Linked DNA regions of Homo sapiens: region 2 is linked to region 1. Evidence: read pairs that join two places in POLR2A ChIA-PET (ENCODE). Cell type or tissue: HepG2. All regions are shown on one strand. Each heading gives the region's core, and the rest is flanking DNA. Links, peaks and the distances in the headings are about the cores only.

Region 1 (7,028 bases), core at 820-5,819:
AGTTACAGGTATCTTTGAAGTAACACATCTCAATTTCCTGCCTAAAGCTGACTCTTCATTCCCAGTTCAGGATGACAACTTCCCACCCCTTCTGTACTCTTACTTTCTAGTGGTTCAAGCTGGAATCTCAGGAGTCGCTCATGATGATTTTCCTTAATTCTACATGTAATCCCCATGACTGCCTTGCTGGCAATAACTGCATGAATCCTCACTCCTTCTTCTTTTTTTTTTCAGTTATTTTATTTGAAATTCCCTGTCATTACCTTGCATTTACTTTCTATTTAACATCTTTATTAAAGTATAATTGACATATAATAAACCCCACATATTTAAAGTGCACAACTTGATAAGTTTTGACATATGTATATGCCCGTGAAATGAGCACCATAATTAAGATAATGAACATATCATCATCTGCAAAAGTTTCCTTGGGACTTTCTGTAACCCCTCTTTCTTGCTTCTCCCTACTATCCCCAGGCTACCACTGATATGCTTCCTGTCACTATATATTAGTTTGCATTTTTTAGAATTTTACGTAAATGAAATCACATGGTATGTACTCTTTTTTATTGGCTTCTTTCATGCAGCATAAGATTCAATAATTTTGTAGCATATATCAATAATTCATTCATTCTTTATTGGGAAACTGTTTGCATACTATCAATAGAATGCAATACAATTCCACAATAAAATATGAATGTCACAGTTTGCTTAGCCATTTGCCCATTAACATTTGTTTGTTTAGCCATTCACCAGTTTGTTTAGCCATTCACCAGTTAACATTTGGCTTGATTTCAAGTTCTGGCTATTACATATAAAGTTCCCATGAGTATTAATTTTTTTTTTTTTTTTGAGATGGAGTCTCGCTCTGTCACCCAGGCTGGAGTGCAGTGGTGCGATCTCAGCTTACTGCAACTTCTGCCTCCTGGGTTCAAGCAGTTCTCCTGCCTCAACCTCCAGAGTAAATGAGACTACAGGTGCACACCACCACACCCCTCTAATTTCTGTATTTTTAGTAGAGATGAGGTTTTCCCATGTTAGCCAGGCTGGCTTAAACTCCTGATCTGCGATGATCCACCCACTTTGGCCTCCCAAAGTGCTGGGATTACAGGCATGAGCCACCATGCCCAGCCAGTACGAATCTTATATAGTCAAATGTCTTCATTTATCTTGGGTCAATATGTAGAAGTGGGATGTTTGCATCATATAATACATGTATGTTAAACATTTACAAAACTCCCAAGCATTCCTATACACCAACAATAGACAAGCAGAGAGCAAAATCATGAATGAACCCCCATTCACAATTGCTACAAAGAAAATAAAATACCTAGGAATGCAGCTTACAAGGGACATGAAGGACCCCTTCAAGGAGAGCTAAAAATCACTGCTCAAGGAAATAAGAGAGGACACAAACAAGTGGAAAAACATTCCATCCTCATGAATAGGAAGAATCAATATTGTGAAAATGGCCATACTGCCCAAATTAATTTACAGATTCAATGCTATTCCCATCAAGCTACCATTGACATTCTTCACAGAATTAGAAAAAAAAACTACTTTAAATTTCATATGGAACCAAAAAAGAGCCCATATAGCAAAGACAATCCTAAGCAATAAGAACAAAGCTGGAGGCATCATGCTACTTGACTTCAAACTATACTACAAGACTACAGTAACCAAAACAGCAGCTACTGGTACCAAAACAGACATATAGATCAACAGAACAGAACAGAGACCTCAGAAAATAACACCATGCATCTACAACCATCTGATCGTCGACAAATCTGACAAAAACAAGCAATGTTTAATAAATGGTAAACTGGCTAGCTATACGCAGAAAACTGAAATTGGACCCCTTCCTTACACCTTATACAAAAATTAATTCAAGATGGATTAAAGACTTAAATGTAAAACCCAAAACCATAAAAACCCTAGAAGAAAATGTAGGCAATACCATTCCAGACATAGGCATGGGCAAAGACTTCATGATGAAAACACCAAAAGCAATTGCAACAAAAGCCAAAATTGCCAAATGGGATCTAATTAAATTAAAGAGCATCTGTACAGCAAAAGAAATTAGCATCATAGTGAACAGGCAATCTACAGAAAGGGAGAAATTTTTGCAATCTACCCATCTGACAAAGGTCTAATATCCAGAATCTACAAGGAACTTAAACAAATTTACAAGAAAAAAAAAAAACCCATAAAAAAGTGGGCAAAGGATATGAACAGACACTTCTCAAAAGAAGACATTTATGTGGCCAACAAACATATGAAAAAAAGCTCATCATTACTGATCATTACAGAAATGCAAATCAAAAGCACTATGAGATACCATCTCACGCCAGTCAGAATGGTGAGTATTAAATAGTCAAGAAACAATAGATGCTGGTGAGGCTGTGGAGAAATAGGAATGCTTTTACACTGCTGGTGGGAATGTAAATTAGTTCAACCACTGTGGAAGACAGTGTGGTGTGATTCATTGAGGATCTAGAACCACGAATACCATTTGACCCAGCAATCCCATTACTGGGTATATACCCAAAGGAATATAAATCATTCTACTATAAAGACACATGCACTCGTATGTTTATTGCAGCACTATTTACGATAGCAAAGGCATGGAACCAACCCAAATGCCCATTAATGACAGACTGGATGAAGAAATGTGGTACACATACACTATGGAATACTATGCAGCCATAAAAAAGAATGAGTTCATGTCCTTTGCAGGGGCACGGATGAAGTTGGAAGCCATCATCCTCAGCAAACTAACACAGGAACAGAAAACCAAATACCGCATGTTCTCATTCCTAAGTGGGAGTTGAACAATGAGACTATATGTACACAGGGAGGGGAACAACACACACCACAGCCTGTCGGGGATGGGGGGCAAGGGGACAGAGACCATTAGAACAAATACCTAATACATGTGGGGCTTAAAACCTAGATGATGGGTTGATAGGTGCAGCAAAACCACCATGGCCCAAGTATACCTGTGTAACAAACCTGCACGTTCTGCACATGTATCCTGGAACTTAAAGTAAAATAAAATTAATTAATTAATTAAAAAGAAAAGCAAATTGAGGAAGTGTGCATTAAGGAAATACACAAGAGGAATTACTACCACACTCATATTAAATTGGCTAAAATTAAGAGACTGATTATATCTAGTGTTGGCAAGGAAGGGGAGGAATTGGACACTCATATATACTGCTGGTAGGATGTAGTACAGCCTCTTTGGAATACACTTTGGGATCCTCGCTCCTTCTATTTCCATCTAACTCCACTGCCAGGACTGCAGCCATGCCTCCATTCTCTGTGTCCTGGATCACAGCCTGGTCCCTGGTGTCCTGGCTTCTTCTGCTGCCTTGTCCCAGTCCATCTCCCATGAGAGGCAGTATGAAATATGTTTAAAGTAAAGTCAGATTATGCCACTCCATTTCTTTAACCTCTTCAAAGATCTAAAACTTTTCTACCCTGGCTTACAAGACTCTACATGATCTGGCCTGTGCCCCATCCCTCCTCTTAAGTAAATCAATACCAAGTGGCTCCTTGTTCACTATAGTCTGGGTTACCTGAGCTGACTTCTGATGCTTTAACATGCCACATTCACTCCAGATAGGGAGACTTCCTGTCATTACTCCCACTGCCTGGAAGTTTGCTCTTGGTTTTTGTTGTCTTTTTTTCTCCAAAGAGACTTTATTTTTTAGAGCAGTTTTACTTTCACGGCAAAATCAAGCAAAAAGGACAGAGTTCTCATATACCACCTGCCCCCATGCATGCACAGCCTCCTCCACTATCAACACCACACTCATAGTGGTACGTTTGTTATAACCAGTGAGTTTACACTGACACATTGTTACGTGTCACGCCAAAGTTCATAGTCTACATTGGGGTTCACTCAGTGTTGGACATTTTAGGAGTTTTGACAAATGTAACACATGTATCCACCGCTATGATATACAGAATTCTTTCACTGCCCTAAAAATCCTTCTGCCTGTTCATCCCTTCCTCCCCTATCTCAAACCAAGGAAACCACTTTTTTTTTTTTTTAAAAATGTCTCTATCATTTCCCTTTTCTAGAATGCCATATAGTTGGAAGGACACAGCATGTAGCCTTTTCAGGTTGACTTCTTTCCCTTAGTAATGTTCATTTAAGGTTTCCCCATGCCTTTTCATGGCTTGAGAGCTCATTTATTTTTTAGCACTGTATAATATTCCATGGTTTGTGATATGGTTTGGATGTGTCCCCACCCAAACCTCATCTTGAATTGTAGCTCACATAATCCCCATGTGTTGTGGGAGAGACCCAGCGGGAGGTAATTGAATCACGAGGGTGATTACCCCCATGTTGCTATTCTCATGATAGTGAGTTCACACACGATCTGAGGGTTTTATAAGGGGCTTTTCCCGTATTTGTTTGACACTTCTCTTTCCTACTGCCATGTGAAGGGCATGTTTGCTTCCCCCTTCCTCCATGATTGTAAGTTTCCTGAGGCCTCCCCAGCCCTGTGGAACTGTGAGTCAATTACACCTCTTTCCTTTATAAATTACCCAGTCTTGGGCAGTTCTTTATAGTAGTGTGAGAACAGACTAATTCAGTCTGCATGCATCCCAGTTGATTTATCCATTCACCTACTAAAGGAACATCTTGCTTTCTTCCATGTTTTGACAATTCTGAATAAAGCTGCTTAAATATTCATGTGCAGGACTGTGTGTGATGTTAAGTTTCAACTCATGTGCAGGATTGTGTGTGATGTTAAGTTTCAACTCATCTCGGTAAAGACCAAGGAGCATGATTGCTGCAGCTTTTGCTTTTTAACCTCACTGGATTATACTTTTACCCAGATATCAGCTGTTTAACATATTAATGTATTAATTCACTCAGCTTACTGATTCAGCAATCATTTCTTGGTAACTGATGTTTAGGAGACACGGTCTGGGTGTTGGGGACATGACAGTAAGTAGAGTGGGTTCTGCCCACTGGCACGGATGTCAGGGCACAAGGACTGGAGAGGATGATGCACACAGTGAGAGGTGCTGGGAGTCACACACATGCTGACTATGGCTGGCTGACCCCGTGACAGGGCGTGGGAGTAAAGAGGAGTCAGACAAACTCCTCAGTTTTCGGTCCTAGCAAGTGGGAGAACAGGGGCACATGCAGGCATCGTGCTGCAGGGAGATGCTCCTCGCAGGACCCAGGACAGAACCGGCTGCCAGGGATGGCAGCGACCATGATGGCTGTGGTGGGACAGGCAGACAGCTATCTTACCAACAGAACTCATGCTGCTTATATGTGGCGAGGAGACAAAGGAAAAAAAGGGAAGGACCAAGAATGATACCAAAAAAAAAAACCAAAAAAGTTTGATATTCAAAACTCTATCAAGGACATTTCCCATAGAAACTGGACTTGAATGGACCTTAGAGAACTGGTTGGATTTACTGCCTAGGATGGAAGGGGGTGCCACTTGCACGCCAAGCCCAATATTGCAGAGGGGCTGATTGGAGCTGTGCACTGTGAAGGATGAGAGCTGGGCACACACAACAACTGAGGAATTCATTGGGAGGTGAGTCAGAAGGAGGAGGAGGATGAAGAGGAAGAGGAGGAGGAGGGTGAGGAGGAGGGAGAGGGGAAGGAGGACGGGGAGGGAGGGGGAAGGAGGGGGAGGAGGAGGAGGAGGAGAAGGGGCTGCACATGCCTCAGCAAGGGCAGTACTGAGCAGAAGATGATCATAAAGTCACTTCCTCCATGTCTTGGTTTTTAAATCATTGCTGTCTGTGGGATTTGTCCTCTGGGCTCCTTCTTACCCCAGATGCAGTCTTGGGCACACACCCTAGCCTTTCCAGTCACTCGGAGACAACACAGTCCAGTGTGATGTGCTGTCACTTATTTCCTGTCTTCAACTTAGCTTCTTACCCATGGAGCTGGTGGCCGTTCTTAGACGCTAGCAAGATGGGTGTGGGTGGGTGGGAATGGGGCAAGACAGGCTTTTCCTCTGTTCCAACATTTTCCTTATTCACCAGCTTGTTTGTGACCCCTCCAAGCTTGGGGTAGGAGAAGGGATCAGGAGAAAAAGATGCAGTCTTTGTAACCTGGCTTCCCAAAGTGCTTGAGTCATAGTCCAAGAACAAAGAACAGGCTGGTGGGGTGGGCTTCTCTCCTGCAGCGAGCTCCTTGGGACGGAAGAGCATCTTCCGCACAGGACTGGGGCAGAGCTCAGCCAGGAGACCCACATTACACCCAGATTATTTTAAGAGAGAAAAGGTAAAAGCAAAACACTAAAATATCACAGGAGGAGCCACCGCAAGAAGCAGCTGACACCTTGGGCTGGAGAGAATAAAAGAAGGAGGAAGGAGTGAGCAAAACTCAGAAATGTGGAGGAGCTGCCACCCAGAAATCACACTCAGACATATGAAGAAGGGACCTTCTGGGCTGGTGCTGAGGCCTCTGCTCTTGGACTCAGGGCTCTGTGGAGCTGGGAAACCAACTTTGCTGGTATCTCCGAGGGGATGCTATGAGGCTGGCTCTGCGTGTGTCAGAGAAACTGCAGACCCAATTCGTATGCCGCTCTGTTCATGAACTGCCACTGCCAGGTGCGAAAGCAAGGATAGCAAGACGCTAGCAGGACCAGGAGTCGGACAGGACAGAATGGGAGGCACAGGCCCCTCTCCTACCTCTTATCTTCTGGTTTCCTTGTGTATATCTGTTGGCACAGCTGAACAGAACTCTGGCAGGAGAGGTGGCACGTGGCTCCCCAGTCCCTACGTCACAAGGCAGAGTATAAAAGGGAAGGTGTGGGGCCGAGAGACAGTAACTTAACCACCAGCTCAGGGTCCTGGGATTCATCCCTCTTCCAGTCAGCAGGAAGTGACAAAGAGCACAGGAAGGCCCTAGGGGCCAGGCCCCTTTTGCTGATGTTTGGCTGGTAGAACTTAATCACATGTCAGGTGCAGGGAGGCTGGGGAATAACTAGACAGAATAGAAACAAGTTTTGGTGAGTGGCTGCCACTGGTGCTGTGTG
Region 2 (7,028 bases), core at 732-5,731, 390 kb before region 1:
AAGGCAATATATAGATTAGTTAAGAAATGGTATTAAAATAACTGCCATCTAGAAAATGACAATGGGTTAACATTATTTCTTACATGAAGAAATATTTTTTAAAATAATTGTGGCCTATGAAATTGTTTTTCTAAACATGAGTGGTTATGTAGATTAGTATATATAACACAGTAATTATTGTGTTGCAAATTATATGCTGAACAAAGTCAAGAAGCAAATAATTTACTCAGTGAACAAAGTCAAGAAGCAAATAATAATGGGATAAAAAGTATTGCAAGGAGGTATTTCAAAATAGCATGTCATTATTTTTGTAATAAAAATTATTTAAATGAAAACCCAGATACACCTATTTATAAAAACATAGTTCCAATATCACAACTGCGTTAAAAAAATTCAAAATCCTCTCCCAGAAAAAGTACTAACTAGAGAGATTTTAATGAGAATTAGGTATTTTTTTTAAGAGAACTACAAATATTATCTAAAAAATGTAAAACAGATTCAAATATATAGAAAAGTGTAACGTGTGTTGGGAGTTAAAATGGATGCCAAAGGACATTGATCTAACTATTTCTTAGTCTCTGAATAACTTGTGGGGATCCTTTAGAACTAAAAGCCTCGCGTAGATGTCTTGTGTACACTGCAAAATCCAGCACGTGTGTGACATTCACAAAGACCTTTTGACATCATCCCAACCACTCACCTAATATGAAACACCAAAGGGAAAATATCCTCAAATAGTTTTTTTTTTTCTGTTTGTGTTTGTGTGTTTTTCATGACATAAGTGAAATACAAGGGGATTCAAACTTCCCTTTAAGTATTTAGCTTGGTGCTTGACAAAGCATCCAACTGAGTGGCTAATTAACTAATTAATTTGAATTAATGTAGTAAGGGAGGTGAAAGAGCAAGATCTGCTGGACTCCTGTAGCTACCATCAGGCAGCTGTGAGCAATCAGAAACACTGGTTTGATAGAACTAATTCAAGTGTGTGTGGTTTTCATCTTCTGGTGGAATTCTTTGAGTCTACAATATGGACACAAGGGGCTCAACTGAAGTGAAAATTTTCCAATATGCAGACGGATTTGTAATTAACGTAGAGAATTAGCCAACTGTCTCTTGTGGGCATGGTCTTATTTCATGGCCAATCCTATTCCATAAAGGAATCTGACACTTTTCTAACCACAGGGGATTGGAGACAGAGCTTTCATCTTGTGTTTGTATATCACCTCCTTTCTCCTTCATTATAGGGGGTTGAATTGTGTCACCCTAAAAAGACGTGTTCAAGTCCGAATCCCCAGTACCTGTGAATGTGCTCTTATTTGGACACAGGGATTTTGAAAACTTAATCAAGTTAAGATGAGGCAATGCTGGATTAAAGTGGGCCCTAAATGCAATGACTCTTTTCCTTATAAAGTGAGAAGTGTCACAGAGACACACAGAGGGAAGAAGGCCACCTGTTTATTCACATTTTCAACTTTATGCCATCTATTCCATCCCGTTATTTGGAAGTCAAGACAACCCTCTTAGCTTTCTTCCTCAGTGCCGTCTCCTGAAACCCAACATGGAGAACCACACAGTTTAGGTACAGGATGGAAGATCCAGACCCCAGACAAGATCGTTGCCTCTCCCCGCACTGTTTACTCTATGGCTACAAATGATCGCCTCTGAGAATGTCTGGATCTAAATGAGTGAGATATTTGTTGTGGTTTGTTTAGAAAGCCTTGTATAGCTTGATTGAGGGTATTGGTGCAGGAAAGTCTTTCTAGCCCCATTGTGAAATCTCTGTGCCTCCTTCAGTTTCCTCATTTGTAAATTAAGACCATTTTACCCCTGTCGTGGGGTTGGTACATCACCACACTCACGGGGCTTACAATGAGCGCATACACCTGCATTTGACCCTCGCTAATCACACTGTGATTAACCAAAGAAGTGAACATGATCTGAATCTGTGAGTCAGGAACCAAGGTAAAGACCCAAATAATATGAAAAACCCAAACCTACATGAAAGTCATGGGATGGTGGACTTTTTGTCATCCCAGGACAGCTGGCCTGTGTTTACCCAAAAACTGGGCAAATTTTCATCCTTAAAAATGGACAAGATGCCCAACACCAGCTTCCTTGCAAGTGCTCACTGAGCTCCCAGCTCCAACGGAACAGATGAAATAGAACAGTGAGTTATCACCAAGAGTGAGTTTTCTATTGAGCAAGATTTTGCCTAGCACCTGTGATCCATGGGATCAGTGAGGCTGTGCTGGTTGTGGGATGTCACCTGGTGGCGGTGATGGGGAGGAAGTGATGGAGAAAAGGTGAATGAAGGAACAGGAAGACCCCTGAGAGGAAGGAAGCATCAGTCTGGAGAAGCTAAGAAAAAAAAAAAAAAAAGAAGCATCCAAGACATTAAACAGAATACAGAAGACCAGATTAGAGGCTCGTTTCAATAGTAGGAGTTATCAGGGATAGGCCAGGGAGGAAGACAGCGCAGCCTGGGCTCCCAAACCATTCTCAGCTGACTTTCCATGTGGCTTTAAAAGGAGCTGGACTGGATGGGGTCTGGACTGTGCACCTAAGGGGACAAATCTCATATTTAAATTTGCAGAAATGTGGGGGCAGGGCCAAGATGGATGATTAGCAACAGCGGCGATCTGAGGCTCCCATCAAAAAAAAAACCAAACAACAACAACAACAAAAAAACCATAATAAGCATGTAAATCCTTCACCGGCAACCAAGATATCCAGGTTATCTCATCAGAACTGACTAGGAGGCTTGCGTGATTCGTGAAGAGAAAGGAAGAGCAGTGTGGTGCGACAGCCCACCCGAGAGCCACACAGGGCATGGAAGCCCCTCCCCACAGCCAAGGGAGGTGGTGAGTGAATGTGCTACCCAGCCGGGTGAGACGAGAAGTCTTCTTCCAATCGAAGGTTTTTCTCAGTCGGCTCATGGTCTCACGGGCTTCTAGGAATGAAGCCTTGGACCACAGCGGTGAGTGTTACAGCTCGATTGGAGAAACGCGCGGACCCAAAGAGTGTGTGGCAGCAAGATTTACTAAAGCGAAAGCAAAAGTAAAGCAAAAGCGAAAGTAAAGCTTCCACTTGGTGGAAGGGAACCGGGAAGGGTAGCAGTTTCTGGCTTGGGTGTCTTATGCTTATATCCCCTCATGACCCCTCCCCTTTTCCTTTTTCTGTCCTATAGAATTAGCTTATTTTCTATCTGCTTGTGGGTTGGCGGGCCTGATTGGTTAAAAACGTCAGGCTGCAGCTAGAGCTTAAACTCCCTATATGATTGGTTGAAGTTTCAGTCCCTTAGCTTGCAGCTATGACTTATTTTGGCTTAGGGGAAAGTCCCCTTAGGGAAGTCCCTGTTGACTCAGGAAGTCCAGCCAACTTAGCCACTTAGTCCTTCACGGGGAAAACGTGCTTTTTCCACGGAACTGTGCAACCCATGGATCAGAAGATCTTACTCACAAACCCAGGCCACCAAGGCCTGGCATCCCCCAACCCCAGAGCTGCACAGATTCTCAACAGCCTCTCAGCTGGAATCTGCTGAAGCCGACTGATCTCCCGGGGGGAGGGGCGACCAGCACCAGAGCTTCAGTTGCCTGCTGTCTACACCATTTGAGCTCCTTGGGTGAGGGGCAGCAGCCAGCACTGGGACCCACAACCGCCTAACAAGCTAAGCTCCCTGGGAGGAGGAAGGGCAGCATCTATCTCTATAGCTCCAGGCTGCGCTTTTCCCCTGCTGGCACCAGGGAGGCTGGACTGCTTGGTCCCAAGATGAGTCCCCAACAGCCCAACACGCCGGCTGTGGCAGTCAGCAGTGGAGTGCCTCTTCAGGCCTGACCCTGACTCATCCTTCCTCACTGGGCAGGGCTTCCCTGCAGAAACTCCAATAACTCCAGCCAGAGGCTCAGGAACAGAACCTGGATCTCTCTGGGCCTGAGCCTCTGGGGGATGGGTGGCCACAGTCTCTGTGGACCAGCAGACTTAGGCTTTCCTCCTGGTAGTTCTGAGGAATCCAGACAGCCCAGATGAGTGGGTTTCCCCCAGCGAGGTACACACCCTCCACCAAGGGACAGTCAAAGAGCTTCATTAAATGGGTCCTGTTCCCCATCCCACCCAACTGGATGAGACTCTCCAACAGGTGTTGTCAGACACCCTATACAGGATCGATCCTACTGGTATTAGGTTGGTGCCCCTTGAGGTCAAAGATCCCAGAAGAAGGAGTAGGCACCTATCTTTGCTGTTCTCCAGTGTTGGAGTAAGCCAGATGAGTAGGGCCTGAAGTGAACCCCCAGCAAACTGCAGCAGCCCTGCAGAAGAGGGACTTGACCATTGGAAGAAAAACAAACAAATAGAAAGCAACAACAGCAGCAGCATCACCACTAACAAAAAAAAAAGCCCCCACAAAAACTCCATCCAAGGGTCAGCAACCTCAAAAATCAAAACTAGACAAACTCATGAAGATGAGAAAGAATCAATGAAAAAATGCTGAGAACCCAAAAGGCGGGAGTGCCTCTTCTCCAAATGAACACAGGGTCTCTCCAGCAAGAGCACAGAACTGGATGGAGGATGAGATGGATGAATTGACAGGAGTAGGCTTCAGAAGATGGGTAACAAAAAAATATGGTGAGCTAAAGGAGCATGTTCTAACCCAATGCAAAGAAGCTAAGAACCTTGATAAAAGATTAGAGGAGCTGCTAACTAGAATAACCAGTTTAGAGAGGAACATAAATGACCTGATGGAGCTGAAAAACACAGCGCAAGAACTTTGTGAAGCATACACAAGTAACAATAGCCGAATCAACCAAGCAGAAGAAAGGATATCAGAGTTTGAAGACCACCTTGCTGAAATAAGGCATGCAGACAAGATTAGAGAAAAAAGAATGAAAAGGAATGAGCAAAGCCTCCAAGAAATATAAGACTTCATAAAAAGATCAAACCTATGATTGTTTGGAGTACCTGAAGGAGACAAGGGGAATGGAAACAAGCTGGAAAACACACTTTAGGATATTATCCAGGAGAACTTCCCCAACCTAGTAAGACAAGCCAACATGCAAATTCAGAAAATACAGAGAACACTACTAAGATACTCCACCACAAGATCAACCCCAAGATGCATAATCATCAGATTCTCTAAAGTCGAAATGAAGGAAAAAATGTTAAGGGCAGCCAGAGAGAAAGGCCAGGTCACCTAAAAAAGGAAGCCCATCAGACTAACAGCAGAATTCTCAGCAGAAACTCTACAAGCCAGAAGGGATTAGGGGCCAATATTCAACATTTTTAAAGAAAAAGGATTTCAAATCAACACCCTAACATCACAATTAGACAGCTAGAGAGGCAAGAGCAAACTAATTCAAAAGCTAGCAGAAAACAAGAAATATCTAAAATTAGAGCAGAATGGAAGGAGATAGAGACACAAAAAACCCTCCAAAAAATCAATGAATACAGGAGCTGGTTTTCTGGGAAAAAAAAAAAAAAACATTAGATAGATCGCTAGTTAGATTAATAAAGAGGAAAAGAGAGAAGAATCAAATAGACACAATAAAAAATGATCAAGGGTATATCACCAATGATCCCACAGAAATACAAACTACCATCAGAGAATACTATAAACACCTCTACATAATAAACTAGAAAATCTATAAGAAATCGATAAATTCCTGGACACATACACCTGCCCAAGACTAAATCAGGAAGAAGTTGAATCCCTGAATAGACGAATAACAGGTTCTGTAACTGAGGCAGTAATTAAGAACCTAGAACCAAAAAAAAAAGCCCAGGACCAGACAGATTTATATCCAAATTCTACCAGAGGCACAGAGAGGAGCTGGTACCCTTCCTTCTGAAATTATTCCAAATAATTGAAAAGGAGGGACTCCTCCCTAACTCATTTAATGAAGCCAGCATCATCCTGATACCAAAACCAGGAAGAGACAAAATGAATAAAGAAAACTTCAGGCCAATATACCTGATGAACATCAATGTGAAAATTCTCAATAAAATACTGGCAAACTGAATCCAGCAGCACATCAAAAAAATTTATCCGCCACGAACAAGTAAGCTTCACCCCTGGGATGCAAGGCTGGTTCAACATATGCAAATCAATAAACGTAATCCAGAACATGAACAGAACCAAAGATAAAAACCGCATAATTATTTCAATAGATACAGAAAAGGCCTTTGATAAAATTAAACATCCCATCACGTTAAAAACTCTCAATAAACTAAGTATTGATGGAACATATCTCAAAATAATAAAAGATATTTATGACAAACCCACAGCCAATATCATATTGAATGGGCAAAAGCTGGAAGCATTCCCTTTGAAAACTGGCCCAAGACAAGGATGACCTCTCTCACCACTCCTATTCAACATAGTTTTGGAAGTTCTAGCCAGGGCAATCAGGCAAGAGAAAGAAATAAAGCGTATTCAGATAGAAAGAGAGGAAGTCAAATTGTCTCTGTTTGCAGATGACATGATTCTATATTTAGTAAACCCCATTATCCCAGCCCAAAAATCCCTTAAACTGATAAGCAACTTTAACAAAGTCTCAGAATACAAAATCAATGTGCAAAAATCGCAAGCATTCCTTTACACCAACAATAGACAATCAGAGAACCAAATCATGAATGAACTCCCATTCACAATTGCTACAAAAAGAATAAAATTCCTAGGAATACAGCTAGCAAGGGATGTGTAGACCTCCTCAAGGAGAACTACAAATCACTCTTCAAGGAAATAAGTGGAAAACAAATGGAAAAACATTCCATCTTCATCAATAGGAAAAATCAATATTGTGAAAATGGTCATACTGCCCAAAGTAATTTATAGATTCAATGCTATACCCATCAAACTACCAATGACATTCTTCACAGAATTAGAAAAAAAAAACCTATAAATTTCATATGGAATCAAAGAAGTCCCCATATAGCTAAGACAATCCTAAGCAAAAAGAACAAAGCTGGAGGCATCAAATTACCTGACTTCAAACTATACTACAAGGTTACAATAACCATATCAGCATGGTACTGGT

Evidence for each region. ChIA-PET counts read pairs that join two places held together with the same protein. Peaks named below come from ENCODE experiments on the same cell type or tissue, not always from the same donor. Only the 100,000 strongest peaks of a DNase experiment are listed, where the experiment ranks them.
Region 2: POLR2A ChIA-PET joins it to region 1 with 5 read pairs; 1 of 35 experiments calls an interaction of 5 or more read pairs at or near these places.

What each region holds. Positions count from the first base shown.
Region 1 is chr5:5,411,344-5,418,371 of GRCh38, forward strand. All of the region lies in intron 2 of LOC101929200 (a long non-coding RNA gene), which reads right to left. Among named protein-coding and RNA genes, the nearest start is that of ICE1, 7.8 kb to the right of the region's middle. In HepG2, for the core only: no CTCF peak of the experiment used is centred there; a DNase peak (open chromatin) is centred at 3,848.
Region 2 is chr5:5,022,807-5,029,834 of GRCh38, forward strand. No RefSeq gene overlaps it. Among named protein-coding and RNA genes, the nearest start is that of LINC01020, 8.0 kb to the right of the region's middle. RefSeq lists enhancers at 3,283-3,672, 3,683-3,862, 3,873-3,952. In HepG2, for the core only: no CTCF peak of the experiment used is centred there; a DNase peak (open chromatin) is centred at 3,165; H3K4me3 peaks cover 1,243 bases.